Regions from separate parts of the Homo sapiens genome. Here regions 1, 2 and 3 are each linked to region 4. A link is a loop called in an ENCODE intact Hi-C map of the cell type or tissue named here. Cell type or tissue: dorsolateral prefrontal cortex. All regions are shown on one strand.

What was found. Peaks named below come from ENCODE experiments on the same cell type or tissue, not always from the same donor. Only the 100,000 strongest peaks of a DNase experiment are listed, where the experiment ranks them.
Region 1: it touches region 4 in a loop (4-fold over the local background); 21 of 110 quality-filtered maps call a loop at or near these places.
Region 2: a loop joins it to region 4, with 7 times the contacts of the local background. A loop is called at or near these places in 30 of 110 quality-filtered maps.
Region 3: a loop joins it to region 4, with 2.9 times the contacts of the local background. A loop is called at or near these places in 84 of 110 quality-filtered maps.

What each region holds. Positions count from the first base shown.
Region 1 is chr2:138,086,673-138,094,672 of GRCh38, reverse strand. No RefSeq gene overlaps it. Among named protein-coding and RNA genes, the nearest start is that of LINC01832, 11 kb to the left of the region's middle. In dorsolateral prefrontal cortex, a CTCF peak has its summit at 4,103; a DNase peak (open chromatin) is centred at 7,891.
Region 2 is chr2:138,369,577-138,377,576 of GRCh38, reverse strand. No RefSeq gene overlaps it. Among named protein-coding and RNA genes, the nearest start is that of SPOPL-DT, 130 kb to the left of the region's middle. In dorsolateral prefrontal cortex, CTCF peaks have their summits at 3,232 and 3,432 (motif pointing right); no DNase peak of the experiment used is centred here.
Region 3 is chr2:138,824,598-138,832,597 of GRCh38, reverse strand. No RefSeq gene overlaps it. Among named protein-coding and RNA genes, the nearest start is that of NXPH2, 48 kb to the right of the region's middle. In dorsolateral prefrontal cortex, CTCF peaks have their summits at 3,097 (motif pointing right), 4,737 and 4,955 (motif pointing right); a DNase peak (open chromatin) is centred at 3,087.
Region 4 is chr2:137,906,319-137,914,318 of GRCh38, reverse strand. All of the region lies in intron 2 of LOC101928273 (a long non-coding RNA gene), which reads left to right. Among named protein-coding and RNA genes, the nearest start is that of HNMT, 54 kb to the left of the region's middle. In dorsolateral prefrontal cortex, CTCF peaks have their summits at 3,377 and 3,580 (motif pointing left); no DNase peak of the experiment used is centred here.

The sequences.
Region 1 (8,000 bases), 180 kb before region 4:
TTGCAACTAAATTCATCTCTTTTCTGTGAGCAGATTGCAATGTAAACGAATATTTATGATGTTTTATAACTATTCACAGTTCAGTGTTAAGAAAACATCTAAAGTGCTTTTTAGTTATGTATTTTGAGATAGGTAAATTTGAATACCTACAGAAAAAATAAGCCAGGCTCCCTGTTGTGCCTTTGTTGTATTTTGCTAACTGCTTTTTGTATGCTAAAGTTTAACTGACTACAAGAAGAAGAGGAAAAATAAATTTAGAAAGTTTAGGATCAGTTCTTTCCTATTCAACCAATATATCATGACCCACATTCAAACATCCCACTCCTTTTCACCTCTTTTGCCCCTTAGCCTTCTGAAGTCCTCTCCTTACAGAAATCTGATGCTGGAAGAGCTCAGCTATTTGCTTTCTCTGCTTCTCTCCCAGCCTGCCATTGAAAGGCGCCCCAGGAATTATCACTAATACAGGACCTTCATCCTCTGCTGAGCGCCTGACGCTGTACATAAGCCTGAACTTTCCCATCAGCATCTTATCTTTCCCCATGCCTACATTAATTTCCTCAAGACCTCTCTCTGCTCAGCATTCTGCTTCACACCCAATGATTGCCTTTCAATGCATTTCTTCCTTTGTCACAGAAAACAGATGCCTTCCTAAGGGTCTCCTTAAAGTTTTTTTTTTTTTTCCTAGCCACTCTGGTCTTAACACTTACCAAATTATCTTTGCAGCCTCCCATCCTTGCTGCACCCCAAACACTGATGTAGAAGAAGTTCTTGATCTCATCTAAGCTGTTTTCCCCACATCTTCCTTAAACTGTGTTACCTGCCTGCTTATCTAGGCTTAAGCAGACACACTTCCCAGGAATGACCCTTTACTCCTGTCTTCTGTCACTGAATCCACTCAAAGAGGTATTTTAATTTTACCTTTTTTACCTTTTTAAATTTCTTATATCTTGTCCCTTTTCTGCATTGACACTGTCCTGTATTTGGCCCACGTTCTTCAGTTTCTTCTTAAGACTTGTTACCTGAAATTCGTTCAGTCAGCAAATATTCATTAAATGCTGTTGTAGGCAGACTCTGTTTTAGGTAGATGAGACACACAGGGGAACCAAATGTGTTCTTGAGGATCTCTACTCTCTCCTCTTGAGGAGCCTATATACTCGTTGGCAGAGAGCAATAACAAACATAAAATATAATAAGCGAATACCTTATTATATTGTAAATTAAAATGTGGCAAGTGCTATGGAATAGAACAGGGTAAGGAGCACCACGACAGTTGGTGGGGTCAGGGGTTACCATTTAAGATAGGATGCTCAAACTAGGCCTTTCCAAAAAAAGGTGACATTTGGGCAAAGACTTATATGAGGTGGGGGAATATAGAGAGGAGAAATTTGGAAGAAAAACAGAAATGCTCAATAGAAAGAACCTAAGGAGAAAGTATACCTGAAGAGTTTGAAGACCCACCAACCAGTAAGAAGGCCAGAATGGCAGAAGCAGAGTGAGCAAAGGAGAGAAAGTAGATTGAGGTTTAAAAGGTGAAGGGAAAGGCAAGGTAGGTATTTCAGGTACCTTTGCTGTTACTGAGGATTTTTTTTTTAAGCAAAGAGTGATATTCATGTTTCAAGAGGATTGTTCTATTACTGAGTACAGATTTTTAGGGAGTAAGAATGAAAGCAGAGAGACCTGTCAGGAGGTTTTTGAAATAGGTGATGATGGCTCTCTGGTCAAGTAGCAGCAGTGAAGGCGGCCAGAAGTAGAAGAAGTTTAGCTACCTCATGACAGTAGAATAAGATTTGCTTAAGGATTGAATGTGGGACATATAAGACAGAGGTAAGCTAAGGTAGTCCCCAAGAGTTTTGGTCTGAACAACTAGAAGCAGTGAAGTTGCTATCCCTGGAGATGGACAAGGCTGCCAATAGAGCAGGTTTTGTAAGGTAAGACCAGGAGTTCAGTTTTGGACATGTGAAGTTTGAGGTTTCTATTAGATGTTCTAGCGGAGGCGGCATTAAGGAAGCAGTTGCATATGTGAGGCTGGAATTTGAAGGAATGGGTGAGATTTTTATTCATATATATATGTGTGTGTGTATATATATATATACACATACATATTTGAGGTGTTGACATATAGATGTTACAACTGTAGAGAGAGAAGAGAATCAAGAGTGGTACCCTAAGGCTTTCTAACATAGAGAGTCGTGGAAAAAATCTGAAATTCTCTCAAAAACAGAAAAAGAAATGACCAGTGAGATAGAGAAAAGCATAGATAGATAAAGCAAACATAGCTAAAGAAAATATGTGCCTTGGAACCAAGATCAAGCAAAGATATTTAAGAAGAGGATTTATGCAACTGTATTATGTTGATAATAAATAGGTCACTTAACATGAGGACTAAGAATTGTCCGTTGGATTTAGATGAATAACTTCTGTGGAACAGAGGGGCCTAAAGCATGATGAAAGTAGGTTTACAAAAATAAATGGGAGAAGAAAAATTGGGGCAGTGAGTATGGACAACTCTTGTGAGATGTCCAACAAAGAGAACAGAAAAACATGACAGTAGCTGGTGGGAAAAACGAGTCAAGAGAAAGATTTTTAGGATGGGAAGAATGAGAGCATATGTGTATGCTGATGGGAATAATCCATGGGAAAAGAAAAATGTCTTGCAAGAGGCAGGGAGAATTGCTTGGAGCAGGCGAGAGGGAATGGCATCTAGTGCCCACGTGGAGAGATGCTTTTAGCAGGTGCACAGGAAGCTCACTGCTGATGTCTGGTAGGGGGTCCAGGACATGCAGGCTCTGAAAGTGGTAGATGTGGTGTTGAGGGTCTGTGGAGGTTCCCTCTGGTTGCTTCCATTTCCTCAGTAAAGTAGGAAGCAAGGTCAACCACTAAGTATGAGGTTGGGGAGGAAGAGGCAGTTTGAGGGAAGAAGAGGGGTGATAAATATCTGGAAGGTGGAGGAGTGAATGGCCATGCAGCCTGATTGCTGGGCAGCACAGAGAGCCCATTCCTGGTCATGCAGATCAAAGGCGATCTGTCAGGGAAACTTTATCTCTCCAAGTACCTGGTTCACTCCATCTTGGTCTTGTTCATAGTGAGAGTTCTGTAGCTAGGACAGTGCCTGGCACACAGCAGGCACCTCATCCCCATCCTGCCTCTAACCTGGCCTCCCTCGAATTCATTCTTCACACAGTTGTCAGAGGGAGTACTGTAAAAACAATGCTTATCTAGTTGCAGTGATTTTCCTTAGTCCTCAGTACAGCTCAAACTTGTTACGGCAGGACAGAAAGCTTTTCATGGCCTGGTCTTTGGTTAGGTTTGAAACTGCAGCTGTTGTGTTTATCCTCATGCCCCACACTGTAGGGGCAGTCGTATTGGCCACCTAGCAATTGCCATGATGTTCAGTGCTATTTCTTTCTGGACTATCCTCATCACCTCTAGCTTTCACCTAACTAATTCGTACTGATGCTTCAGAGATTCAGCTCAGACATCACCTGCTCCAAGGAGCCTTCACTGACACTCTCTCTAACACTTCCTCCTCCCAGGCTGCACTGGATGCCCTACAGAATCCTTCGGTGACTTCTATCTCACCCTTTCTTATGTGTCTCCTCTGTTCAACAAAATAATATTGGTAAATTCTAGGATGTCAACATGGTATTTATCTGTATCCTGAGCTCCTACCATGGTGTCTGGCATATAACATGTTCTCAAAAAATGTCTGTGGAATGAAGGAAGAAAAGACAAGAACCAGTAATGACTGTCTATTGTCTATCAAGACAGGTTCCAGTAAACATTAATACATGATACATAGCAGTAAGCTCCAAGGCAGCCATTCTGGACTTCTTGGATTATTTGCTTAATTCTTTGACCCTTTCCTACTCCTAAAGTTACTTTATGTATATCTCTGATTTTTACAAGTAGAATAGTTGTGATGTGTTTAAGATCTGATTTGCAGACATGGCATCAGTAAGACATACCCATTGAACAGTTTTTCAGAGTCTGGAGTTAGGTGGCCCTGAGCCATGCTCACTTACCTATGTATGATTAGCAAGGAGCAAGAAACACACATCTAGAGGCCTTTAGGCTCAGGCTGAATCTACACTCCCTCCCTTTACCTCTAGGAGTCTCCATTTCCTCATTTGTGATAAGCTTGCCTGGAGTGATATTCTAAGGATGGCATTTTGTAGATGAACAAAAAATGCTAGTTCGCTGTTATAATCATGACCCAGGATTCTCATTGTTTGGGCAGCTGCCCTAAATAACAAGTGGCTACAGATCTGAATAAAACAACTCTTCCACTTGACAAACTGCCTTTCTCTACTCTCTGAGGTCAGCCTGCTTCTTGTTCTTTAGGTCTTAATTTGAATGTCCTCACCTTCTTCAGTCACTCTGTCTAAATCAATTCTCACCACACCTTCCCCATTCCCCACTTACCTCCCCCTTGTCATCTCAATGCTGCAGTCCCTTCATAGTGTTGATCAGCATTTGCAATTCTAGAGTTCAAGTCCCATAATTATCTTGTTCAGCGTTATATGTCCAGTGCCTAGAGTCCAAAACATAGATAACAAGCAATCCATAAATACCTGAAGAATGGATGAATTGCACTATGCTTTGATCATACTGGACAGCTAATTTGCCTAGGAATTCTAGGAGTTGTTTAATTTTACCAAGTCACCTAGAAACTTTGAAGAGAATGTTTATCTCTCAGCTTCAGGTATAAGGATCATCCCTTCTAGACTTTTCTTCTGTCTCCCATTCCTAATGGCTTCACCACTGAAGATTACGACAACTATATTCTGTGCTTGCAGAACAATTTGTAAGTCTAAACCATCTTCAAAAGTTCTTAGCAAATGCTTGGAAACAGAATATTTAGAAAAACAGGTAGCTTCTTAAATGAAGCCGCTGTATGTATGTATGTATGTATATATATACATATGTATGTATGTATAATAAAATCTATTGGCCGTGCTTTAGGATTAGAATCCCAACCTGCCTCCCCATTCCACCAGGAATTGAAGGAGCATGCCAGAATGCGTTGGAAAGCTGATTACGCCCTGCAGTCGCTTACAAACTGGCTCAACACGTCAAGACTGACGTGCTTGAAATCTAGTGAGAATCTAAGTCAATATAAATCACTGGCTAAACTGTGTTTTACTGGAGAGTCGTGAAGTTACTCTAACTTAAATACAGGACGCCCCAGTGGGGGAAGATCATTGAAGGCTAAAAGCTTCCTCCAGGAGGTGGGGCTTGAGAATGAGTGGAAGAGGCTTGGAATCTGGGAGGCATGGCTAGAAGGGGTCGGGGTCGGGGTCGGGGGCATGGCCCCTGCCGGTGATAGGCTTGCAGTTCCCAGAAGGAGGTAATGCAAGGACGCGAACCTAGGTGGGCGATGAGGGAGGTGGGAACCTTGAACAGCCCCGGGTCTGGCACACTGTGCCGCATGTTGGATGGTTCTGCAAAAGCTGTGACTTCCCCTCTACTTGTTTATTGCCTCCTGCCTTCCCCAGAACAAAGCAAAACTAAACCAACACCACCAAACAAAAAAAATCTCTTCCCGCAGGATGGGCAGCAGGTGGAGATTCCATGCTCTTGCTAAAGGAACCATAAGGACAAGTGTTTATGAAAATGTGTCTGGCTAAAGAGTTACTTTCCGTAAAGGACGAGAGATTAAAAACAAATGACAGCAGGACGCAGAGCATGACTGTGTGTGCATATGTGTGTACTGTGTGCACCTTTGTGTGGGTGTACAGTATATACCCATGTTGTGTATATGGGTGGTGTGCTATAGAGTGTGTGTGTGTGCGCGCAGGTAGGTGGGTGAGTGTACAGTATATACCCATGTTGTGTGTATGTGTGGTGTGCTATAGAGTGTGTGTGTGTGTGTGTGCACAGGTGGGTGGGTGAGTGTACAGTATATGCCCATGTTGTGTGTATGTGTGGTGTGCTGTAGAGTGCGGGTGTGTGTGTGTGCGCACAGGTGGGTGGGTGAGTGTACAGTATATGCCCATGTTGTGTGTATGTGTGGTGTGCTGTAGAGTGCGGGTGTGTGTGTGTAAGGCACACATTTTTCTCCTTCCTCTGGCACCTGCTTGGGCATCCTCAGTTCTTGGCTTCTTCACAGCCAGGAGGTTTGGGGCACGGCCCCTGTTTCCTTTTCTGCTTCTCTGTGTACCTGGTGTCCCCTTGTGCTCTGCTGCCCACTGCAGGGACCCTTCCCCTCACTGCTGCCTGCTTTCCTTCCCAGCCAGAGGAAGGGGGCCATGTTCCTGGGGAAGGCGGGAAGGCCAGCAAGTGACTTTGATGGATCGCTTTGCACGGGAGACCCAGCTCTCCCAGATTAGAGAGGCTGCAGCTCGGCGCCGGTGCCTCCAACTGGGGGTTGTTCCGATGAGATAATTTTTCTCATTAACCTTGATAACTCTCTGCTGATATACGGATCTGTTTGCACTAACGCAGAACTTTTTTTTTTTTTTTTTTTTTAATATTTTTCGGTCTTCTACACCTTCCAGGCAGGAGAACTCGGAGCTTGGTGTCAGCCTCCAGGCTGTTGAGTAGCCTGGGTGCCAGCTTCTGGGTGCCCCGGCAGACCTGCAGGGTGGAGCTTAACAAGTCCCTGTGTTCAGTATCCTGGATTTTCTTGGCCATAAAGCTGTCAACAAATGTGGAATAGGTGTTGGAGTGAATGAGCAGTTTAGAGATTTAAGAAACCCATGAGGCAGAGGTGGGCTCATCTGCTCCCACTCCCCCTTCACTCCCTTTAGCCTGCAGCAAAACCCAGCTACTTGTTGTGGCTCCTTGCAATAGCTCTGATTTCAGACACCTTGGCTTCTGCCAGAACTGTCCCTGTGCTGCAAAGTGTAATGGCAATGTGCCAGAACCATTACTTGGGGCATGTCTTTTTCAGCAAGCTTTCTCTTCCCTAATTAAAGTGAATTTCTGTATTGTGTACATACTACCCTTACGGTATTTATTATAATAAATTGTGCCTATTGGTCAAGTCTTTTTCCCTGGCAGTCTGTGAGCATTTTGAGAATACAGTCTGTCATTTTCATTTTTGTTTCCTCAGCATTAATACACGGTCTGGCAACAGTGAGAATTTGGGGAATGTTTGTTGACTTTTGAAGAGAATTAAACAAGACACAAAATTAGGAAGTGCCTTGAATGCTTCATGGAGTTTAGTTTTATGGGGGAAGTTATTAGCATAGGTTGAATTGTATCCATCTGGGGCCTAATGTTGGGCCCTTACACATAGAGCATCCTAAGTATCTCCCCAGAGCCCCTCAGAGTGGACAGGGCAAGTCAATATATTGAGGATCCTGGTCAATTACAGTGAATAATTGCAAAAATGGGCCCCAAGAATTTAATAGACTAACAGATTAAACACCTTTATGAAAACCCACTGCAATACAATTATGTTGTCTATGAGGTAAATTTTAATTTTTTAAATAATTCACAATACACTACAGGCAGTGTGATCCAGTATGAGACACAAGAGAAATGATGGCCATCTTTCAATTTTGACAGTGTACTTCTGTGAGTTTATACAAAGTGATTTAAAAATTATGTCAAAGTTCTAAGTTTAAGCTTCTTCATGAATGTGATGCCTGCACAGTAGCTTTGCTTGACTTTTAGTCTCTGATTTGATCCTTCACTACACACGCATACAACAAACACCCTCTCTCCATTTTTTCCTTAGCCAGGCAGCCTTTGCTTATCAACTGACACTCCATTTTGGAAAGAGGTTATGTATTTGGGGGGAAGTAAAATTAACCTTATAATTCTTTAATGAGGCTGACAAAGACATTGTGTTGGGTCATAAAGGCAGGACAAGTAGAATGTAAAGAACTCTCCAGATGCTCTCCTCTCTGAAGAACACAGGGAGGTGTTTGCTGGCAGCTGCTGCAGTGTTGGAGCCAGTGTTGATGTTTGAAAAAAGGACTCAGACTGAAGGGAGAGGAATGATGTCATCTCTTGAAGCAGGGGCCAGTTCTTAAACTTAACACTCCTTAGAA
Region 2 (8,000 bases), 460 kb before region 4:
AAAAAATTTAAAAACTTAGCCAGGCATGGTGATGTGTGCCTGTAGTCCTAGATACTTAGGTGGCTGAGGTGGGAAGATAGCTTAAGCCCAGGAGGTCAAGCTGCAGTGAACCATGATCATGGCACTGAACTCCAGCCTGGACAACAGAGTGAAACCTTGTCTCAGAATAAATAAATAAAATAAAATTCACCTTGTTTATGGACTTGAAAAGTGTATATAGGCATGTAACCACTGCTAGAATTAAAATATAAAACATTCACATCCCCTCCAAAAGTTATTTTGTGCCTCTTTGTAGTCAATTTCCTTCTCTTCCACCTCCAGGCAACCATTGAAGTCTTTGTCATTATAGTTTTGCCTTTCTAGAATATTTTAAGAAGAGAAGCATATATCATATCATCTTTAGTATCTGCCTTCTTTCGCTTAACATAAAGCACTTGAGATTCCTCCACGTTAATGCGTGAAACAATAGTTCATTTCTTTTTACTGGTGAATAGTATTCCACCAAATGGCCAAAACACAGTTTGTCATCCATTCACCAGTTTATGGAAGTTTAGGTTGTTGCCATTTAGGTTCTTTTTAGCAATTATAAATAATGCTGCTATAAACATTTGTGTACATGTTTTGTGGGCACTTAGCCCTTTAACTTGGGTAAATACATAGGAATGAAATTGCTGTATTGTATGATAATAGTATGTTGGTGGTATGGTTGTGGGGTGGTAGCAGAAGGGGAAGGAGGGCATTCTCTGATGTCCTGGTATAGGAGAGAGTTTCTTGGCCTTCCCCAGTGGTGACAGCTCACTTCTAATGGCATGAATATAAGATCCTGAGGCTGGGCCCAAGACTGTTTCCTGGCCCTCCTCCAGGGATAGATAATTTTTCTTTTTTATTCCGTCATCAACAATAGGTTTTTAACCTGTGCCTGGGAGTGACAAGGTTTTCTGCCTCTGTTACAGAGGCTCAAGGCTTTTGTTCTTTCTGAGAGGATGATCTGGGCAGGGTGGCTGGGGTTCATGCTTTCCCCATAGTGGCTGCTCTTCCCCTTCTCCTGGCCTGTATCATCTAAGAGGGACTCTCCCCAGTTACCCACTGTGCCCCCATCTTTTTTATGAGTACCTCATGGAGGTGCCTGGAGATGAGCCTGGGGGTAAGCAGCAGCTCCTCCCATGTCTGGGGCTGCCAGGGATTCTACACTGTCACAGCAGGCCACACTCAACCTCCACCAATCCTTTAAGGTTCAGCTGGTTCCTTCTCAGCCAACTGTATGGCAACCAGTGCCTTTTTCTCCCATGCTTTGCCCTCTCTGAGCCAATCCACTGGTGCTTGATTTAATTCAATTTCCTTCAAATATAAAATAAAATTAAAAGCAATTCAACATGGCATTTTTTTTTTTTTGTGATGACAATTCCTGTGGATTCTATTTTGGGGAAACAATGGAAGGAAACATGATGGTGGAGGATCAAAGACTGAATCCCATAAGACGTGGTTCTCAAATGAGCCTCCCCTAGAATACTGGGGTATTGCTAAAAAATTTAACCACGTTGGTATCTTCTCAAAAGCTCAGAAAATATTAAGTTTATGAGTGGAATTTTCTGAATGTGAAGTTTTTGCCTCATAATTTGCTATTATTTTAATAGTTTGGTAACTGCTGCTGATTGTTTACTCGGTGTATGCAGCTAGATAAGCAGTGAGCACAAAAATGGCAATCTGGACAGCTAATGAAGCCCTTTCACCACCTCATAAGGTAATTGGGTTCATTGTAGATAGTTTTAACTTTGTAAAATATCCTTTTCTGAAAATTTCTGTGTATTCTGAGAATGTGGAGATCTGTATCATTTTAGAGATGTTAAAGAAATTTAGCATTTCCTACAGAAACTCAGGAGTTTGTGGATAAATCCTACAAAGCAAAGTGGATGATGTGGCCCAAAATTAAGATCAGTAAGAGGTCTTTGATTTCAGTCTCATGTTGTTTCTGTTACCAAGTAAATTTTTACTGTCATGGCTCATGATATTTCAAGTCATTTGAAAAGCCAAGATTTCAGCAAAGTCTGTTTGAAGACCTAAAGAGAAAACATGTTGAGCCTAAATACAAAGCTTGTACCCAATGGTTAGGGGAGGGTTCAAAAGATTTTAATTCATGCCAATTTTTATCGTGTAAAAGGAGATGGGGAGACTTCCAGGACTGATTTGAAAAGAGTTGAAACATAATCTGAAGAATTTTTAGCTTTTGTTAAATTTAATAAGTGAATAATAATTTTGCAAGGCATAAGGTGTCCATGTTTATTAGAGCTGAAGACATTCTGGGACCTAAGATCCTCCTTCAAATCTAGAGTCTATGTATATATTACTTTTATATTTAAACATATGCAATACAAATATACCTTGGTTGGTACTCATATATATATATATATATATTTTTTGTAATATTCACCACTAAAAATTTTGTTTCTAGTCGATAAAATAGACTTCGGTATGTCAATATTTCATGGTACTCCACATTGTGTGCGATTTCCATGCAACTTATCACCTGTGTTTGAGTTGGCTTCTGTGAGTTTTCACATGATTTACCTTGGATATTGGGGTGTCATCCTGAATTTTGGGCTGGAAAGTGACTGTGGCTTAATTTCCTTATCTATAAAATGGGAATGATAATCATGCCTCCTTTATAGGGCTGTTACGAGAATTAAAGAAGGCATTGCTTATAAACTCCTTGTTACAGTGTCTAGCCATAGTAAGCATTCATTAGAGTTTAGCTATCATTAATATCTGAAGTGGTCATGGGATTATTTTGCTGGTCCTGTAGAAGAGCTATACATCCTTGGTGACATTCCTCTCTTTCAAATGGAGGGAACAACGGTGAAATATTATTGGCCTATTAACTGTAAGCATTTATTTTTGTGGATCAATTGGCATAATACTCATTAATCTATGTCACAACTGTAAAATACTCTACACACATAATATGTTGGAGTTGCAAAGTTAACAACTACTCACACCTAGAAAAAATTATCATTGTTATTTTATACACCTATTATTTTAATACCAGCTGTCAAGTTTTATTTTATGCTTTTTACTGTTTTATTCTTCTTGGTTTATTTATTTTTTATTTATTGAAATGTTTAGGGTACAAGTACAATTTTGTTACATACATAAATTGTATAATAATCAAATCAGGGCTTTTAGAATATAGATTTATTTTCAATAAAAAGCTTTTCTAACCTTGAATTTAAGATACCACTTTCTATAATTTCTTTCATGTCTGACAAGCATAGGTGTTAGTGTGGTATTTTAGTGTAGTTCAGGTTATATAGTCAATTCAGTAAAGCATCTCAGAGTTCTAAAATCATCCTTTGGGTGGCAAGCCTTGGCCAGAATGTCAGTCTAATTCTGCAATGGTTTTCCAGTTATCTTTTTTCTCTTCAGAGCCAGCAGAGGGAGCACCAGTCTCTCCCTATCTAAACAATCATAATGGCTTTTAAACATATGGTGGGCCTTTCATAATTAAATTTTTAAAAAGAGATGGAGTTTAAATGAAGATATAAAACTCAAAGTATGAATGCGCATTAATTACCTTAATAATGCTGCCAAGTTTAAACTGATTCAAAATGAAAATGCTCAAGACTACAGGTCATATGGAATGAAACTGGGAGTTATCAGGTAACTTTAACACAACCTAATTTAGAAAATACTGTCAGAAGTAGAAGAGAGTAGAAGGCTAAGAATGCCTGAAATTATTTAATAAATTTTTTTTGAGTTCTTGCTATGTTTCAGATCATGAGCTAAATTATGGCATTATAAAGATGAACCAGAGTTAGTCTGGGGAGGTAGGCAGGAAAAGGTTAGGAAAAGCCACTTGAAGAAAATAATGCCTAGTTTCTAAATAAGAGTTCTAAATAAAATGTTTGTTGAATGAATGAATGCTAATAATATGTGTATTAATAATACAAAATTATCATTTTATATGACGCTTGAAAGTTATGGTGCTTCTACATACATTACTCATTTAATTACACCTAGGACAGGTTTAAGGTCTCAGAGATGGTAAATTGCATATGTAGGTCACTAATTACAAATCAGTGAGCTTTATAGTCACTGTATCTGGTGTGTACAATTTGTCTTTTTAAAATAAAAAATATCTGCTTGCAAATAGATTCTTAGAAAATGAACATATTTCTTTAGTAATACACAATAATCTCTTTTAAACGTTATTTTTTTTCAGTTAGTGGAAAATAATTTAAAACTATTAAGTACCCATGTTTGAAAAATCAAGAAGGTTTGCCAGTGGAAATAGATCTAAATATAAAGCAAGAGTCTAGGCAAGAGTTTCCTTGATGAGATCATTAGACAAGTCTTAGTTGAAGGAAGTACAGGGTTATACTATTCAGAAGATTTCATATATTAAGGAGAAATGATCCAAGAAATTTTACTAGTGGGTCTGATAGAATGTCTAGGATAATATGTCATGTATATCTGTGCTCAAAATTTCTTTGAATTTGTCAGATTAGGCAACTCACCTAATATTCAGAACTAAATTTTGGATCAGAAAAAAAGTTATCCAAATTAACTTTGAATTCATTCAACTTTGTAGATAAACTTTAGGATATTAAAAAAGTAAAGTAAATGGATATTATGATGCCTTTTAGAGCCATAAATAGGTGCCTAGATCTTTCAACAACCATATTACTCTTACCAGGGATGGACAAGAACTCAAAATGTATCAAACACAAATGAAGCATCTGAGGTTATTAAAATTTGATTTGGGAATAGAACAAAATACATCTGTTCTGGTTTTAGGTTAGATATGGTGATTTCAGTTTTACTCAAGATAAGACATAGCCTTTGACCCTATCACTTCTGCATTCTACTTCCAACAATTAAATATTTTAAAAATTGGCATGGATTGTACAATCACATAAGATAATTTACAATAATCCTTTTAATGGGCCATTATAGAAGACAGGTAGATCAGTAAATTATCTGGATTCTGAACTATATCTTTGAACTTCACTGGACTAACAGCTTCAGGGATGGTCAAGATAATCACATTTGTATCTCCTGATCTGTCATACAACAAGTTCTCGAAGAATGTTGAATGAACAATTAAATGAATAATAAATGAACATTGAGTGGGAACACTGGATTTAAAAAGTTACTTTTTTTTGGTGAAGTCAATCCTCCATGCTCTCTTGAGAATTTACATCCAAAAGTAGATCCTTAGTTTTCCAGGAATACATGTTCAAGATATAAAACTTTCATTATTTGAAAAAAAATCTCACCAGAGAGATTTTTGTCTCCTACCTAAAAAGAAATGGCATTGCCACATATATGTACATTATCAGAAATAATATCATAGCCAATGACCTTCAGAGTTATCACAGTAAGTCTGTTGTCAAAATTTCATCTTCGTAATGTAAAGTGGTCTGAGAAGTCAGTGATGCAGATATGTACATTCTTTTGAGGTTTACCTCTTCCCAGAAATCTTTAGTGATTTTTTAACCTGGTGGCATAAACTCAGTACAAGGAAGACAGAATTCTCTGATCTGCAACATAACTGGGAAGGAGACTGAAGAAAGCAAGAAGGAGGACAGAACAGATGGGAGAGAAAAGAGATGTGTTTGTCAGTAGAATGAAAATGCTGAAGAAATGCTCTTTCTGCACTCCCATCTCCAAAACCTTGACCATCTCAGATATTACCATCTCCCAGGAAATTCCTCAAGTAAAGTCTTCTGCCAGAACATCTCATGTTTTCCTTATGGCACATACTTAACCCTATGTTGAGATTTTTTAACTTTTAATTTTGAAATAATTTTAAGTTTACAAAAGAGTTGCAAAGATTGTATGAAGATTTCCCATATATATTTCATCTTGCTTCCCCTAAAGTTAACATATTACATACACATAGTAACATGGACATTAAGAAATTAACATTTGTCAATAATATTATCTAAATTATTGTTTACTTCAAATTTCCTGTTTTTCTACTAATGTAATTTTTGTTGTTGTTCAAGGATTCAATCCAATATACTACATTGTAATTAGTCATTGTGTCTCCATTGTCTTCTTAATCTGTGGTAGTTCCTCAGTCTTTTCTTGTTTTTCAAGACCTTGATATTTTTGCAGAATACTGGTCAGGTGTTTGTAGAATGGTCCTCAGTTTGGATCTGTCTGGAGCTTTCTCATATTTAGACTAAGGGTGTAGATTTTGGGAGGAAAATGCCACATGGGTAATATGTCCTTTATTGCATCCTCTGAGGGGATACATGATATCAGTATTTTTAATTACTGGTGATATTAACGTTGGTCACGTGGGTGAGATGGTAACTTCCAGGTTTCTTCATGTAAGTTTACTATTTTTTCTTTTCCATAGAGTCTGTTTCTTAGAAGTGTGTTAATAAGTGAGTCACTAGGTTTATTTAAGTGATGGAAAATTAAACTCTTGGAGGAAGGAGTATTTAAGAATTTATAGTTTAATTAGATCCCATTTGTCAATTTTGGCTTTTGTTGCCATTGCTTTTGGTGTTTTAGACATGAAGTCCTTGCCCATGCCTATGTCCTGAATGGTATTGCCTAGGTTTTCTTCTAGGGTTTTTATGGTTTTAGGTCTAACACTTATACACTGTTGGTGGGACTGTAAACTAGTTCAACCATTGTGGAAGTCAGTGTGGCAATTCCTCAGGGATCTAGAACTAGAAATACCATTTGACCCAGCCATCCCATTACTGGGTATATACCCAAAGGATTATAAATCATGCTGCTATAAAGACACATGCACACGTATGTTTATTGCGGCACTATTCACAATAGCAAAGACTTAGAACCAACCCAAATGTCCAACAATGATAGACTGGATTAAGAAAATGTGGCACATATATACCATGGAATACTATGCAGCCATAAAAAAGGATGAGTTCATGTCCTTTGTAGGGACATGGATGAAGCTGGAAACCATCTTTCTCAGCAAACTATCACAAGGACAAAAAACTAAACACTGCATGTTCTCACTCATAGGTGGGAATTGAACAATGAGAACATATGGACACAGGAAGGGGAACATCACACACTGGGGACTGTTGTGGGGTGGGGGGAGGGGAGAGGGATAGCATTTGGAGATATACCTAATGCTAAATGACGAGTTAATGGGTGCAGCACACCAACATGGCACATGTATACATATGTAACAAACCTGCACGTTGTGCACATGTACCCTAAAACTTATAATAATAATAAAAAAATTTATTTTTGATATTTGAACTATTTTCATATATAGTGCAACTTACCCAATACAGTGAGCAAAAGCAGATAACTGGCCTCACAATTTTCAGAAAGAGAATAGTTTATCTTGGGTGGTACTTCATATTATAGAAGGCCAACAGGAAGAAAGGAGAAGTAAATATTAAAAATAGTTTTGTTACTTGTGGGTGCCCTGGGTAGTCTCTGTTAGGCAATGTTAGTTCAGTACATAGTCAGCTCAGATTTGGCCCACTCTTCTCCTATTGTCAGCTTGTGGAACCAAGTGCTGCAAATATCTGGGCATATGCAATGAGCATTAGTTTACTTTTAGTCATATAAAGAAGAAGACTGAGCCAAGGAAGAAAAAAAAGGAGGAGCAATCAGCTCCTGTATGCACTCAGGCTACAAAAATGATATGATAGGAAATACCCAAAATATAAGAATGGGAATTAAAAAGGGTACCCAGGTATGCAGGTGATATAAAATACATTCAAGAGTCTAAGGCAGACCATCTGAACAAACTGTGATGACCATATGGACAAAGGCACAGACTCTGAAGTGTGATTTCCTCCATTCCAATCCACATTCCACTTATCTAGCATTGTGACCTAGGCAAGTTACAAAATCCTCTGTGCCTCTTTTTCCTGATGCATTAAGTAGAAATAATTGTCATGCCTATCTTACAAATACTTATTGAGGATTAAATGAGTTAATACAGATTCAGTGCTTAGAGCAGTGCCTGGGAAATAGTAAGTGTTTAATAAATATTAACT
Region 3 (8,000 bases), 920 kb before region 4:
AAGTATTTTAATATGACTAATTTAGGGAAAGAAGGAAGGAAGGAGGGAGGGTAGGTGGAAAGTTGAGAGGAAGGAAAGAAAAAGAAAAAGTTCTATTTAAATAATGATATTTATAGTTAGAAGAGCTAGTAATGATCTGGCCCAACAGATTTATTTTTTCAAGTGGGGAAACTGAGGCCTAGAGTTTAGAAGTAACTTGCCACTTTTTTTGTTTCTCTTTGCTATTAGTATACCACTTGTCTCATTATATATCCTAAATATATGGTATGATGTCCAAAACAATCAACCTGTCATCTACAATATTTAAAGAAAAAGCAGACTTTCTTAATCTAACTAGAATCCCAGGTTAAAGTATTTTCATTCTAGAAAAAAAAAAATTGGTACACAGTCACACATTGCTTAATGATGGAGATACATTCTGAGAACTGCATCATTAGGTGACTTTGTCATTGTGTGAACATCATGGAGTGTACATACACAAACCTAGATGGTATAGCCTAACACACATGTAGGCTAAATTGCTCCTAGGCTACAAACCTGTACAGCATGTTACTGTACAATTACTGTAGTCAATTGTAACACAATGGTAAGGATTTGTGTGTCTAAACTTATCTAAACATAGAAAAGATCAGTAAAAATGCAGTACAAAAGATTTTTTTAAATGGTATACCTGCATGACCTTTATTATGGATGGAGCTTGCAGAGCTGGAAGTTCCTCTGGGTGAGTCAGTAAGTAAGTACTGAGTGAATGTAAATGCCTAGAATATTACTGTATACTACTGAGGACTTTATAAATAGTGCACACAAGTTGCACCAGGCTTACCGTTTTTAAATTTCTTTCTTCAATAACAAATTAATCTTAGTTCCCTGTAAGTTTTTTACTTTATGCACTTTTTAATTGTTTTATCTTTTTGATTCTTTTGAAGTAATGCTCACATCAAGTAGAAGAGAAAATTATGCAATCAACAAATGTAGTAAACACAAGATGTATGGGCTTCTGCTGGTGTAACCGGGCATACTGCTCTACAGTAAACATTTTTTATAGGTAGAAGGAGTACATTGTAAAATAACAATTAAAAGTATAGTATAATAAATATGTAAAACAGTAGCACAGTCATTCATTGTCATTATCAAGTAGTATGTACTGTACATAATTGCATGTACTATAATTTTATATGAGTGGCAATGCAGTAGGTTTGTTTACACCAGCATCACCACAAACACGTGAGCAATCACCACCAACATGTGAGTAATGCATTGCTTCATATATGCAATAGAAATTTTTCAGCTTCATTATAACCCTATGGGACCACTGTTGTATGTGGTCCATCAATGACTAAAACACTGTGGAACAGCATGTAACTGTACTTAATAAACAAGGGAAAATAACAAACCTAAACTCAATCTCTAGATCTCTAACGAACATAAAAGTGGGAAATGTGTATTTACCCAAATATGTTGAACAAAAACCACGGATATAGACTGCATGCTTCCTTCAACCAGAGTTCAAGAAGAGAGGGTAAATTAATAGAAAGTAAGTAGGCTTTGGAGTTAAAACAAAATAATAATGATAATTAAATTTGAATTCCACATCTAATCCTTAATGATTATGTGTTATGGGGCAAGAAACATAACTAAACTGTCTTCATTTTCTGTCATTCTTAAAAGGAGTATAATAATGCCCATGTTATGCAGTTGTAGTAAAGATTATAGGAACTTACACATTTAAAAGTCTTAGTACAAAGCCTGGCACATAAAACAGCCTAGGGCTGTTTCTATCTAACTAAATCTAGAAATCAAGGTTCAGAGTACCTTCTCCCTTGCGCATTGCACACCCCTGACACATCCCATACACTGCACTTATATGATCCACTGCAGTGAGTTTCATTGGCATTAAAATTTTTCCTGCTAGTGATTCATTATGACATCCATATTATAGCTCATTTTGCATTAATCATAATTTAAAGAAGGTTTTTTTCTTTTACCTAATGTCAGATATGCTTTTTATCTCACATCAACGGACTGTTCTAGGCCTAAGTTCCTCCCATCTAATGTTCCTTGAACTAGGCCAACCTGTCTGTGTTCTTGGCCAGGCATTTGCTATCTTGATCATATCAGACTTGGATAATAACAGGATTTTCAGTAGCAGAGTTTCCAGGAACAAGCACCTCAAACAATGCTTATAAAAGCCCAACTGTCTATTACAGGAGTAAGTAAAGCAGTTCAATTTGATAGTTGTCTTTGGTTGTCCACTGAGCAGGAAAAACATAAACGTACAGGTCCTAATGAGGGAATTGCTAGCCCTTGCTACAATATTGGAAAAGAAGACAGCAATGGGAGACCACACTCCAATAATCTAAACTGCATTGGAGAAACAACTATCTGGTAAACTAAGATTTAGTAAACAATGACCTTGTAACATTTTTTACAAATGGGATTATTTCATTCCTCAGAAAAGCAAAACAAAACAAAACCAAAATGAGTGAACACGCACAAACGCTATGAAACACTATTCTGCTCTGCCTGCACTCTTAGTTCTTTTTCTTCTCTTAGGCAATGTTTTCAGTGCAAATTCACAAAATCATAGCCTAACCACTTCTTAACTTCAGACTTTAACGTGGTCCTAGCTATCTGGTGTTCTTTAAGCTTTGGAAACTTAGAGAATAGCACCACATCAATAGGCTCAAGTGTGTTACCTGTAGGGGACTTGACAGGTCAAAAAGCGATGGCTGTATAAGTAGAAAAGTTTATTTAGAGAGCAACTTCATTTTGTTTTTCCTGCCAGAGAGTCAGAAAGCAACCCAACCAGCTCACTTCAGTAAAACCTGAAAATCAAATGGGAAACCAGACAAATACAAGAATGCACTTTTAAACAGTCTGAGAGTTTCTGGACCTATTTTACATGAGGTTTCAAATGCCCACACCATGCTATTCAGAAGCAAAGGTAAACATTGCTCTACAACCACAATTGATGTCCTCTCAGTTCTCCAGTGGCAGTGCTTGCAGAAGCTGAGTGAGAGTGACACACAGACTCAGCCTGATCATCAGCCTTGAAGCAGTGACCTGGGCATGTCCCCAGCAGAGGGCCCCCTGCCCTAACTAATAAGACCGGGCTCCAGTAGCGGGATGAAGCATTAGCAGGTTATCACACTGAAAATGATGGGTAATTGCACTGGTTTTAACATATGGAATTGTGTCTTTTCAGTGAAAAGTGGATTTTCAGAGGGACTCTGAATGCTGCTTCAAATGACATCACTTCTTTTTTTCTTTTTCTTTTTCTTTTTTTTTTTTTTTTTTTGAGACAGAGTTTTGCTGTTGTGCCCAGGCTGGAGTGCAATGGTGAGATCTCGGCTCACTGCAACCTCTGCCTCCTGGGTTCAAGCTATTCTCCTACCTCAGCCTCCAGAGTAGCTGAGATTACAGGCGCACCACCACGCCCGGCTAATGTTTTCTATTTTTAGTAGAGACGGGGTTTCACCATGTTGGCTAGACCGGCCTCGAACTCCTGACCTCAGGTGATCCACCCGCCTCGGCCTCGACATCACTCCTTAAATGGCAAAGATTCCTTATGATGGATGGATGGACCCAGTGGCACCTTAGACAAGTGAAGGTGCACATAGTTCTTAGTGGAATCTGACAGCAACCTAACGCTGATTTGTCAACTGAGGCTGAGATATTATGGTATTGATCAGAGGGAATAGTGTCTGCTTAATGACATTGAAAACCAAATTACTTGGAGAATGGGATGCTTTAGTTCTTTGGACTTTTGTTTATCTGAGAAACCCTGATACTTCAACCCTTATGATCAGAATTCTTTGAACTTGAAAGAGCCCACTTTCCATCTGGGCTCCATTAGGAGTATGCTGAATATAACTAAATTAGACAATTTGGATTTGGCACAGATACTCGAATTGTCAGTAGTTGTGGATGAGGAAGTTACGAGGGATTGAAGCTGAGAAATACTGACCCCAGGACATACACCAAAAGGCCATTAATTCATTAAGCAAATAATTATTGAATATCTCTTCTCTGCCAGACATGGAGAACAGATATGTTTGAGGAGAGAAGGGGAGGAATTGACTAAATATTACACAAATAAATATTTAATCACGGACAGCTGTGTTCAATGTTATAAAGGCAGAGAGCAACAAGTGAAGTAAAGCAGGGAGCTTGGCGTCTGCCAGCAGTTGGAGAAGGCTTCCTTGGGGAGCTGACATTTAACCTAAAGCCAAGGAAGAGAAATAGCAGTTACAATTACTTTTATAGCAAGATTTCTGAATGTTTAACTTTTTATAATTTGATACCATTTCAAATATATTTAAAAATTGAAATTCTGGCTACATTGCTTTTCAGTTATTTGAGGTTTGAGCCTAAAAACACAAGGATCCCCAAAATGCTTAACACTTTTGGCGTTTTGGATTTGGAAAATATTTTTAAGTCCTTTGTTCTGAAATCTCTGTAGATTCAAGAGATAAAATAAATCTTGATTTATAGCAAGCACAGTCTTTTTGGAGCCATTCTTGGGGATTACAAATGCCATTTTATCTCAGAAGTTCCCTTTTCCTGTGATCTTTGTCTATGGAATCCTGGGAGAATTGTTCCCTATTGCCTTTCTTAGTTATAAATTGGCTTTAGCCAAGAAGAAAATTGCACATCTTCAGGAGATAATGCTCAACCCCTGTCTGATTCGATACTACAGCAGGTATTTGATTTCAATCCAAAATTTTTAACAGCAAGTATAGTAAATGTTGAAAAGAAAATGAAAACATAGCATAACTTCATTACTTTTATTTACAGTCATTTTGGTTTTGAAATAATCTTCTCTGGCTTCCTTCTTCAGTGTACAAGCATCTATCATGTTTTGAGTTTTTTTCTGTTTGTCTAGGTCTCTTAAATTCTACTTAAAAGTATTTTCTAGTAACTACACAGGAAAAGCATCTTCTCTAGAATTCCAGAAGATGGCAGCATAGAGCTACTGTTCCAGTCAACATGCCGCTTCATTTCTGATGAGCATAGTGAACAGTGATAAAGAGTGGTGAGTCCCTGATACAGGAGTTGAGCTGGGTGTGTAAGCCAAGTCCAACCCAAGTGATAAATACATCTCTAAACATTCCTGTGCATCTGCCAATGGGCGCTGAGAGTGAAAACTATAATATTACAAATAGCAAATAAAAGGAAAACATACTTCTTTCATGCTGGCTGGTTCATTTGGAAAGCTGTAAACGCTGGAAACTTACAAATTCGAATACTCTTTACTGGTTAGTAGGGGAAAGAAACTAGATTTAAATAAACTAAATCTGGGGGAAGTGCTTGGGGGAAGAGCTTAGGCTTAAACACTTCCCACAGATCAATTTGTTACCAGTAGCGATATTAAACATACCTAACAGATGGTAGGATGCAGGGCTTCCAGCCATCACAAAGTTGGCTGACCAGTCAGCACAGGAGACAGAGCTTCACCCCCTTACCACACTTTGGGGGTGGAATCTCATCAATTTTCCTTGAAGTAGCAAGAGCCCTGGAGTCTCATTGCTAGGAGGTCTGGAGGCCACTTCCTTCCCCTTCTCTGATGCCGTCTTTTTTGGCCCTCAATTTTCTCGCTTGTAAAATAGCAATAATAGGCCCTTCTCAGCTTCCTTTATAGGGCTGTGGTGGGGATCAAAGGAAGATAAGAACATCTCACCAGGTATCAAGTGATTAGCTGAGGCAGCAGAACTTGGTGACCTGACGGTGGGTTTTGCAGCCACCAAAGAGGGCTTGAATCCACTCCACACCATTAACTGTTTAACTTTGTACAAATTGCTCAAGCTCGCTAAGCCTTGATTACTGCACTGTCACATAGTTCTGATGATAAGAATTAACTTATAAGACTAGAAGATATTTAGTCTGCTTTCTCTCCTCAACAAATTTTAGCTGTTATTTATTAAGAAACATTTTGTTCATGAATTGTTTTTCAAATTTAATTTTCTATCTTATCCAGCAGACATGGAAAATCTATATTTAGCTGAATGGTTCTCTACTGTCACTTACCAGGAGAGGAAAGGTTCTGGAAACATGCATACATATAGGGAGTCAGGAAGAGAGACCAGACGGGGGAGTTTAGGGCTCAGATCAGACAGGTAGAGACTAGCTAGAGGCCCAGGAGAGCAGGAAGGGAGCAGGCATATGGCCAGTATGGAGAGGGCTCAGCTGGGCTGCAAGAGAAAATGAGAAGCTCACCACTTGTCAGAGATCCAAAGTTAGACTCTTAGCACCCATGTCTGGGAATGCAATGGCAATCTGAACAGAAGATGAAAAGTCCTGAAAAAAAAAAAAAACGGATCTATAGTGTTTAAGGCTCAGCAAGGAACAAATAATATTTTTAAATGTCCTAGATGGGCCAGGTGCAGTGGCTCATGCCTGCAATCCTAGCACTTTGGGAAGTGGAGGCAGGGGAGTGGCTTCAGCCCAGGAGTTCAAGATCAGCCTGGGCAACAATAGCAAGATCCCATTTCTACAATCAATCAATCAATAAAATTCTTAGGGAAAGGAAAGTAAAACCAGAAGTTTTCTTGGTGAATGCAGTAAAATGGAGCTAGAAAGGGGTCTGAAGATGGTCCAGGGTCTGCAGGCACTCCCAGGCCCCAGCACTGCCCTTTCCTGAGGGACAGTTGACCTCAGCAGCGTTCTTGTATGGGCCAGCAAGTGCACGGGAAGGCTGGAGGGAGGAAGGCTTTCCCCTTGCTTGCACCGCCACGGCAGTTGGTTAATAAAGCTCACCATACTAGAGGAGCTTTATAACAAACAGCTTGTTGTTCCTGTCCATCTTTTTCTCTGATGCTGTCAAACACTGTTTCCTACCTTTGGTCTCTGGTAAATGGTTGCTAACAATTTGGGAGTACTTATGAAACACTTTCCATAAGTGTTTAACCCTCACAACAACTCTATAGAGATTTATCAACCCCATTTCGTTCACAAAGAAAATGAGATACAGATCATCTAAATAACTTGCCCAATGCATGATATTTAGTAAATAGTGAACGAAGATGTGAACCCACAGAAAGACTGGTTCGGGAGCCCATGTTTCTAACTACACCAAGATGCAGGCAACAGCAAAGCTGCCCTATGGATAAGTGAAGTGGAAAGTGGGAATGGAAATGAAATAAGCGCTTTAAAATCCCTACTTCCACTCCCATCAACAGTCTACTGTACATTATTCCCTGAAAATAGCAATGCTATTAATCCTATCCTTGGATTAAATAAATTAACAAACAAGATTATTCATCACATTAAAAACCTAAATGTTGGTATACATGCTGTTCATTCAAAGTAAACATGTCTAGTATATGGAATCGTTCTTTTCCTCGTGACCTTTTGTTTAATTATATTGCAGAATGACCAAAAGATAGGAGTACAATAGTGATTCTCTATGTTAATCATTTTGTACAACACACTCTTAAACAACCATGAATATGGTTTTACATCTTTGTTTTTTCCAATTTTTTTCTAATTAAATTTATTAAACTTTAATTTTTCCTGTTAACTCTATTTGATTGGCAACCTCTGAGTTTCCTGTACCTGGATGTTATTGTCTTTTCCCAGATTTGGGAAATTTTTAGCCATTATTTCTTTAAGCTTACTAGTTTTTTTCTCTCTCTTTTTCAGAAAATTTTATTATATGAAGGTTTCTTATTAACTAGTTCAGTTATTATAGTCTATAACTAGTTCAGTTATTATAGTCTGTTTCTGGGCTTTCTTTATTTAATGTTTCTTTTTTTGTCAAACTTCTCATTTTGTTCATGAATTGTTTTTCAAATTTAATCTTCTATCTATATTTGTAATTTCCCAGGAGTTTTAAAGGGGATTATTCTGAATTCTTTGCCAGTCATTTTATAATTCTCCTTTTTGTCTAGGTTTATTACTTGAGTTTTATTCATTGTGCTATTGTTTTGGAGTTTTGGGGGGTAGGGTTATATTTCCCTGATTCTTCATATTCTTTGTATCCTTGCATTGATGCTTGCAGA
Region 4 (8,000 bases):
TCATTTGTTCAAACCCCACTGTGTTTCAGGCATTTTGTTAACACATCGGGAATGGACCCAGAGGGCCTTTCTGAGAATTGTGTTAGACCCAGATATTCACCCAGGCCCAGAGCATCCAAGACCTTTTGCCTCCAAATACCAATGATAATTTGTCTTGTGGTCCTAAGATGTTAATCAGAGCTGCTTATAATAGCCTCTGAAACTGGCTTCTCTCCCCTGTAGCCCCAGATGGTCTACTCTGGACCCTGAATACATTAGGTTGGGGGATTCTAAGTGCAGTCACTTTGTTGCCAGGTCCACTTTCTTTCCAGAACCTCTGAATCAAATGTCAGCCTGTTTTCATTGTTCCCTTTCTGATTAGCTGTAGCTGGATATACTGAAGGAATGAAAGTTTTCTGAGCTGACTGCACTGATAAACCTAGAAGGAGACCATGGTGATAATTGCTTTATAATTTTCAAAAGTCAGCATTAACTGCTGAGTAGCAGAGTGGATTACATTTGCGTTTTCAGTGGAAATGATCACTGTGATGTCCTTACTGCCTCCTAACTCATGAAAGGAACAACTGGCTGGTCCCTGGAACTCCCTGTGTGACTGGTGATTGCCCACGGACTTCTAAAACAGTCTTTACTCTGAAGATGTGAATGTTGCCCATGGCCTTCAGCTGATGGATGATATCTGGGCCTGAGATGGCAATATCAGGTATTTCTGAAGATATCCTAGGGAAATGTGGGGATTGCCATGGTGCCTCTGAGCTTACCTCTAGAACAGATACTTTGATAAGCGCTTTTGTTTCTTTCTCTGAATTCTAAATCAGCCCTAGAATTCTGGAGGATAATTCTGAAACAAGCCCTACCCAGTCAATTTTCCTGAAGTTTCATGAGGATTCTGAAGAGCGGTGACAGGTGTTGGACTAAAACCAGGGAGGAAGGCCAAGGTGAGGAGAGCACTCAAAGGCAGTGGGTGGACAGAGGTCATCCAGAGGCTTGCAGAAAATAGGACCAAAGCCATGGCCCCAGACAGGAGTGGCAATCCTAAGTGCAGTTTTAGTTGCGCTTTCGAGATAATGGAAGTACAAAATCAGTCACTTAACCTCTTTTAACATCAGTTTATTCATCTGCAAAACATTGACATGCTACCTCACAGCATTCTTCACATGTAATAAGAAACGGCATGTTAAAATACTAAACAAAGCTTAAGAAGTGATGCAAAGATACTATTAGGGTAGAATGCAGATTATAATTCTATCACTTATCTCTTTCTTATTTTCTTATTTTCTGAGAAGCTCTTATGAACATTGAGTTAATTATTTCTTTTCCCTCCTTATTTATGAGCATACATGTCTTATTCAAGGTTTAAAATATCACTTGGAAATTAACAAGGGGTTTCACAAATATAGTCATATTCCTTATTTGTTCACAATATTTTGTCCCAAAATGTTGCTTTTTAAAAAATAAAAGAACTACTTATAAAATTGTGATACAGTCAAGGCAGACTATAAACAAATGCTCACCAGCCAACAGAAGAAATCTATCCTGCAATATGGAACACTTTCCCAGTGTACCATGATAGTTCCTTAAAGCTGTTATGAATTATTCCATAAACTTGTATTTAAAGACTTTTAAACATGCAGATTATTGGCCTGAGAAACCATTTCGTCTCAAAAGGAGCATTTGCAGGCTGTCGTGCAAATCTGCATTTGAGCAACTTTCATATTATGATCTTAGTGAATTCTTGACCAGATGGACTTGAACAGCTGCTACCCATGCTTGGGAAGTCCCTTTGCTTGAGAAGACAAAATAGCTCATTTGTTTGCAATTCTTTCCTGAAAGTACACAAGGGCAATTTTCTACATTGTGAATTACTTCTATCAGAACAACATTTTCCCTGAAAGACCACAGCTCATTATACTATTTAGAAACAAACAAAAATACATACAAACATTTTTTGGGGAGTTTTATAATTTGTGCCCAGAAGGGACAAGTTTCTTTTCAGATTAAGTTTTAAAAAATGTTCCTTTATTGCTGTTATGTTCAAGCTGACATGGAGGTTATAACTGAGAGAACCCCCCTCTGAAATAATAATGCCTTACATTTGTATAATACTTTATACTTTTCAAAGTGCTTTCAGGCACATTATTTCATTTGATCTTCAAAACAGCTCAGTGAGGCAGGTAAAGTGGGTGTTTTTATTCATTACATTATAGATAAGGAAATAGGTTCAGACTGCAAATATTATCTGAGTATCTACTAATTCCATCGTATTGTTCTAGGTGTCATAGAGGATAAAATAACATGTATTCCTAAAAGAAGAATCTTGGTTTTAGATAAGACATAACAACACAAAGCTAAATAATACATAAATGTACAATATGGTTCAAAAGATGACAAAAGACAATATATGGTCATAGTATTAGAAGCACGAGCAAACTGTATTCTGGCAGATTAAGGGAGACTTCTTAAAGCAGGTGCCACCCGAATATATATGCCTGGAAGGAGGTTTGGAATTTGTGGAATATTTACTCTTTGGCATCATAATCACCTTCTCATATAACCTTAGAATAGAAGAGCTTTTGGCATTCATCTAGTTTGTTCTGATACTAGATGTTGGCACTCCCTATAGCACCCTAGGCAAAAATGTTGGAATAGCTATGAGTCTTAAAAATTCTATCTTATGAAACCCCGTCTCTACTAAAAATACAAAAAAAAAAAAAACACAAAAATTAGCCAGGAGTGGTGGCGGGCACCTGTAGTCCCAGCTACTTGTGAGGCTGAGACAGGAGAATGGTGTGAACCTGGGAGGCGGAGGTTTCAGTGGGCCGAGATCGCACCACTGCACTCCAGCCTGGGTGACAGAGCGAGACTCCGTCTCAAAAAAAAAAAAAAAAAAAAAAAAAAAAAAATTCTATCTTATATGCAGCTGCAATCTCCAGTTCTATAATTCTACCCTCTTGACTAGAGTAAAACAAGACTAATTTATTTTCTCTTTCTGTGGAAAGCCTTTAATATGTCTGTAGTCAGCATGATAGCTTGATCTGCCTTTAGTCTTTTCTTCTTTCCATTTAATCTTAAAGCTTCTGGAGATACAGTCATTATTTTACTGCTGGGCCCGTATTTTATTTGTCCAAATTATCTGTAACTTTGGCCATCCCAAACTGTTACACTATTGTAGATATGCAGATTTGAATAAGACTCTAAAAACTATCATTATCTTTCCAATTCACTGCCAGCATGTCCACTAATACTGCTAGTTGTGAACAATTCTCACATATAAGAGTAACTAACTTTTGTGTAAAAGCGGCATAATTAATGTGCCTGGAATGAGTCATGGATGTCTTCCTAAAGAACAAAGGCCACCTTCCTGAAGAACAAAGACCACCTTCATTGTGATGGCTTTTTTCTTTTTCTTTTGTATTTTTCTTAAGCCATTAATGATCTATGCATGTCTGCACAGATGATACTTGCTTAAGGAACTAACACCAAATCTCTAATACAATAACAATTTTTGGTATTTTGTTTCTCATTTTTATTACTGGGAAAGTAAAAATTAACAGCTCGTGTAAATTAATAATCCAATACTGACCTCTGGTGTGTAATGAAGAAATTGCTTTCTGGATGAACTTAGCGGATGCTTGCGAAAAGTTTTATGTTTTAATATAAGAATGTCTTTCTCCAAGCAAAGAAGTTTCCTAGGCTATAATTAAAAATGTGGAAAGTGGGAAAAGTAAATCTAAGTAACTGAATGTAGAGAATGTCTCTGTGGTAGTTTTTAGTAGTGGGTAAGTAAAAAGGAAAAGTGAGAACAACTGACACTAGAACTGCCCCATTCAAAAATGTTTTTTTTTTTTTAATTCGGCCAGCTTTTAAGAAACTAAACACAGTGAGTTGCGAATGAATGATCTACCCTCCCTCACTTGACTATATTTGAATTGGACTTAAAAAAAATGCTGTTTTGAATTTCTCTAAGTCACCTCCTCAGATGGTAGATGTGTTTTCATTGCCTGCCACTCCCCAAAGTGTCTCTCCATTTATTTCAGACACAAGGTCCCAAAGTCACAATTTTCTAGTCTTATTTGCTCTTCTTTGCTGTCCTGTAATTTTCTAAAGCCAGACCATATGCCTGCTTTATAATTCAAAGGCATAATATTTGTTAGGCTGGTTCTTGATTCAGGTTTCTCATTCTCCTCCCTATTTTCAGTATGTGCCCTTCCCTCCCACTCTATGCTCAAGTCAAATTATCTATCTAGCATTTCCCCCAGTGGTACCTTCTGAGCAGAGGTACTGCAGAGTGCACAGATATGGCTGAAATGAGTCAGTCACTTTGCAGACAGAGGTGTAAGCCATGTAGGTTTAGGCCTCTACTGCCACCAGAGACCCTATTGCTGGGCTACTCCCTCCTGTAGTAGTGCTCATAGAACCTTAGAAATTCACCTGTTGAGGGAGTATCACTGGGCCAGTCGTCAATGAACCCAGATGCCAATTTAATCCTGGCACTGCCCCTGACTTGTTATGGGACTTTCTGCAATTCAGTTCAACTCCTAGGCTATGAGACTTCTATTTTATAATCTGTAACAAAGGGTGATTAGATTAGATGATTTCTAACATCCTTTGTAGTATTCCAATTCTACAGCTCTATACATGTGGATTCAGGAGGCTAGCTCAAACCCTGGGTTCTTCACTTCTTGCAATGCTCTCTCAATTCCCTTCTTCTCCCAACCTCTAGCTTGTCCAGATGTTACTGTACTTGTATACTTCCTGTGTATACTAAACCATTATATGGACTACACTCTACTGTATCTATTTGTCTATCTTTTTTCCTTCATTGAACTAAGATATGGTAGGCTGTTACTAGCTATCTATGGAGTGAATGAGAAAAGAATGCATATCTTGTCTTTATCCTGCAGGTCTGTCTCTGCCACATATTTCTGAGGAGCTCCTGGGACTGCAAAACTCTGGAGTCAGCATTGACCTTTTATCCTGGTTCTATAAACCAGATCACATGCAAGAATATTGCCTCTTAAAAATTCTCAAAAGTGATGAATAGCTATAGTCCATGCTAAAGGAAAATGGAGCACACCAGGTTGTCAGTGAGAGCTGAACCACTCTGAGTAATGGAGTGAGAAGTTTTATTAGGTTGGTGCAAAAGTAATTTGTGGCTTTTGACATCAATTTTAATGGCAAAAACTGCAGTTACTTTTGCACCAACCTATAGTTCCCAGAGTCAGGTAGACTAGGAAGAGGCAGGCAGAAAACAGAGACTGGGAGGTGGAGAAGAGTTAGTGAAATGATTTGAGTTTGGAGACAATGGGGTGAAGGCCCAGAGAAAGTTCCACACTCTTGGGGTGGCCACAGGAAAATTTTAAAACTCAGAATTTAATTTGACTAAATTTGTTTGCCATTTCAACTCTCAATTTCTAATTTTCAATAAACTTTTCTATCCTCACAAGTGCTTTACATGGGTAGGTTTTTGTGGAAAACAGTAAAAGTGATGAACATTCTATCTGAGTCAATGGTTCTTGGTGTTCAGGACACTTTAGAATCACTTGGGGAACTTTTGAAATCTGGATGCTGATGTCAGATTCCTGAGTGATTACAACAGAATCTCTGCAGGTGGGACCTAGGAATCAGTATATCTTAAAAGATCCCAGGTGAATCCAATATGCAGCTTGCTTTGGAATGAGTTATTGTGAAACAATAGACTACAGTGATCAACGTGAACTCATCTGAGAGACTCCTCGGCAATCATGTCTGCTTTGTTCTTTAATCAGTTCTATTTCACATTATTGGAAACAACTATTTTAATTTTATAAGCCTCCACTTTTCTCAAAACTTCCTCCTCCAATTCCATGTATACTCTCAATTAATGACTTCCCTTCTACCTTTCAGATATAATTGGAGCTCAACATGAAAAAATTCTTTATTTCCTGTCACCAAATCTGTAAATGTGTTTTTTCTGAATTACTTTTCACTAGTGCCTTTCTATCAATATTTGACCATCCAAAGTCATCCATCTCTAGAAAGTAACAATACAGAAATATAGGGTGTATATTTGTTGGAAATAAAATAATACTAACAAAGACCTCTCTGAACCAACCTAGAAAAGAGAACACAGTTTATTACTACATGAACATAGTCAGATTTCTATGCACGTAGGTACTACAAAAGTGACTAAAAAGTCTAGACAGACTTTCACATAATTCATTTAGCAAAGCAGAAGAAAGAATAACTTCTCATCTCCTCAAGAGACAAAGGGCTACATCCTAAGATAGTCCTCTAGTGAAAACTCCCAAGTAAGTTTTGGAGGCATTTGCTTACAATTCCAAGTGTCAGAAAGTCCCCATTATTCCATTGCAAAATCAAAAAGGCAAACCTGTTATTTGGACCCATTAAGATTTCAAGGAAATACTCTAAGGAAGGGGGATGGAGAGATAGTGAGCTCCAACCTCAAACAAGTCACCATTTTACCCTTACGGTATGCTTTGGTTGGTATATGCATGTGTATTTCTTAGCTTTGTGAAGTCAGAGAACCTAGAACACCTGGCCTCTAGACCTTTGTATCCAAACACTATTTCTCCATGAAAGAAACCCATGCTCTTTGGGGAAATGGTAAATTTTTAGAATAGGGAAAAATGGTCAATTCTTCTGTCTACAGAAGAAGGCTGCCTCATGTGGATTGAAGCCACACTGAGTGAGGGCTTCAATGCAGGTAGGTGACCCATGTGGGGTGTCAGAATCAAAGCAATGTGAGGGAGCATCCAGATAGACATATTATCCATCACCTGGTGTCTAAACCCAACAGGCTAGTGGGAAGAGAACACCCATGTAAGGCAGTGGCACAGAATGGGATGAAAAGGATTTGCATGTAGAAAAGGCAGGTCATTGTGGGATTTTTCTGGTCTAAATAGAATGAAAGCGGTATCTGTTAAGAGGGCTCCAAGGTGCCAGGTATTGAAGCCAAAGAACAGGAGAAGGAGTCCACGTAGAAGTGGTGGCAAAACGCAAGCAAGATGAAAAGGGCATCATCACAGTGATGTAGCATGGTTGGATTGTCAGAGCCTGACTGAGCAGGGTGGGGTGAGCGCCCATGTGGGGTTAGCCCAGGAAGGATGAGAAGAGTATCTATGTGAAATGGATGATAATCTAGGGAGTAGGTCGGAGCCCAAGGATGGCATCCAAGAATGAGGGTGGCCAAGCAGGAGGTGTTGGAGCCAGAGTAGAGTGAAGAGGGTAACTACACACAGGGGTAACTTAATGTAGAGTGCCAGGGTCTTGAATAGGGTCTGAGGATTAGACAGTAACAGCGTATTAGTGGGAATACAACCAATGCTGACAGTTGTGTTGTGAACATGAAGGATAAATCCTGTTTGTAAAGAATAAACCCCAAAATATTTGGTGATAATTGGGAATCAGGTCAGTAACTTATTCTCTAATGGCTCAAGAATTTTTTTGTGTATTTTACTTGCAAATTTTGCCTAAAGATCAATATATAAATATATATATATACGAACCAGCAAATAGCAAGTTCATTCTTAGGTATATTCTCAATAGAAATGTATACATACCGAAAAGCTTCCTGTTTGGATATTTGAAAGGAACCACCACATTCCACAGAACATACTTACATGGGGCTTTTATTTAAAGGCAAAGGATATGGTGCAGCAAGTGAGAGTGCAGGCATGGACTGGGAGTCTGAAAGACGTCCAATGTTGAAAGCTACCCAGGGCTCCAAGTATTCACAGACACAGAGTGTGCATTCTGTCTCCAGTGTGAACCACCATGATTCTGTGCTAGGAATCTTGCTTTCAGGAGGGCTTGGAGGAGAAATTCTCAACAACCCTTTTGTGTCTCCTTGTCCATGTAATCAAGCTAGGTTTCTCAAACCAATTAGGCCAGCTGTAACCCATCAGTAAAAAACAGACCCTGCAGGTTACCAGGAATCATTTCTTGACTTTTAATCATACGTGATAAATCTCATTGCAGTTATCTTCACCAAGAGTAAAAAA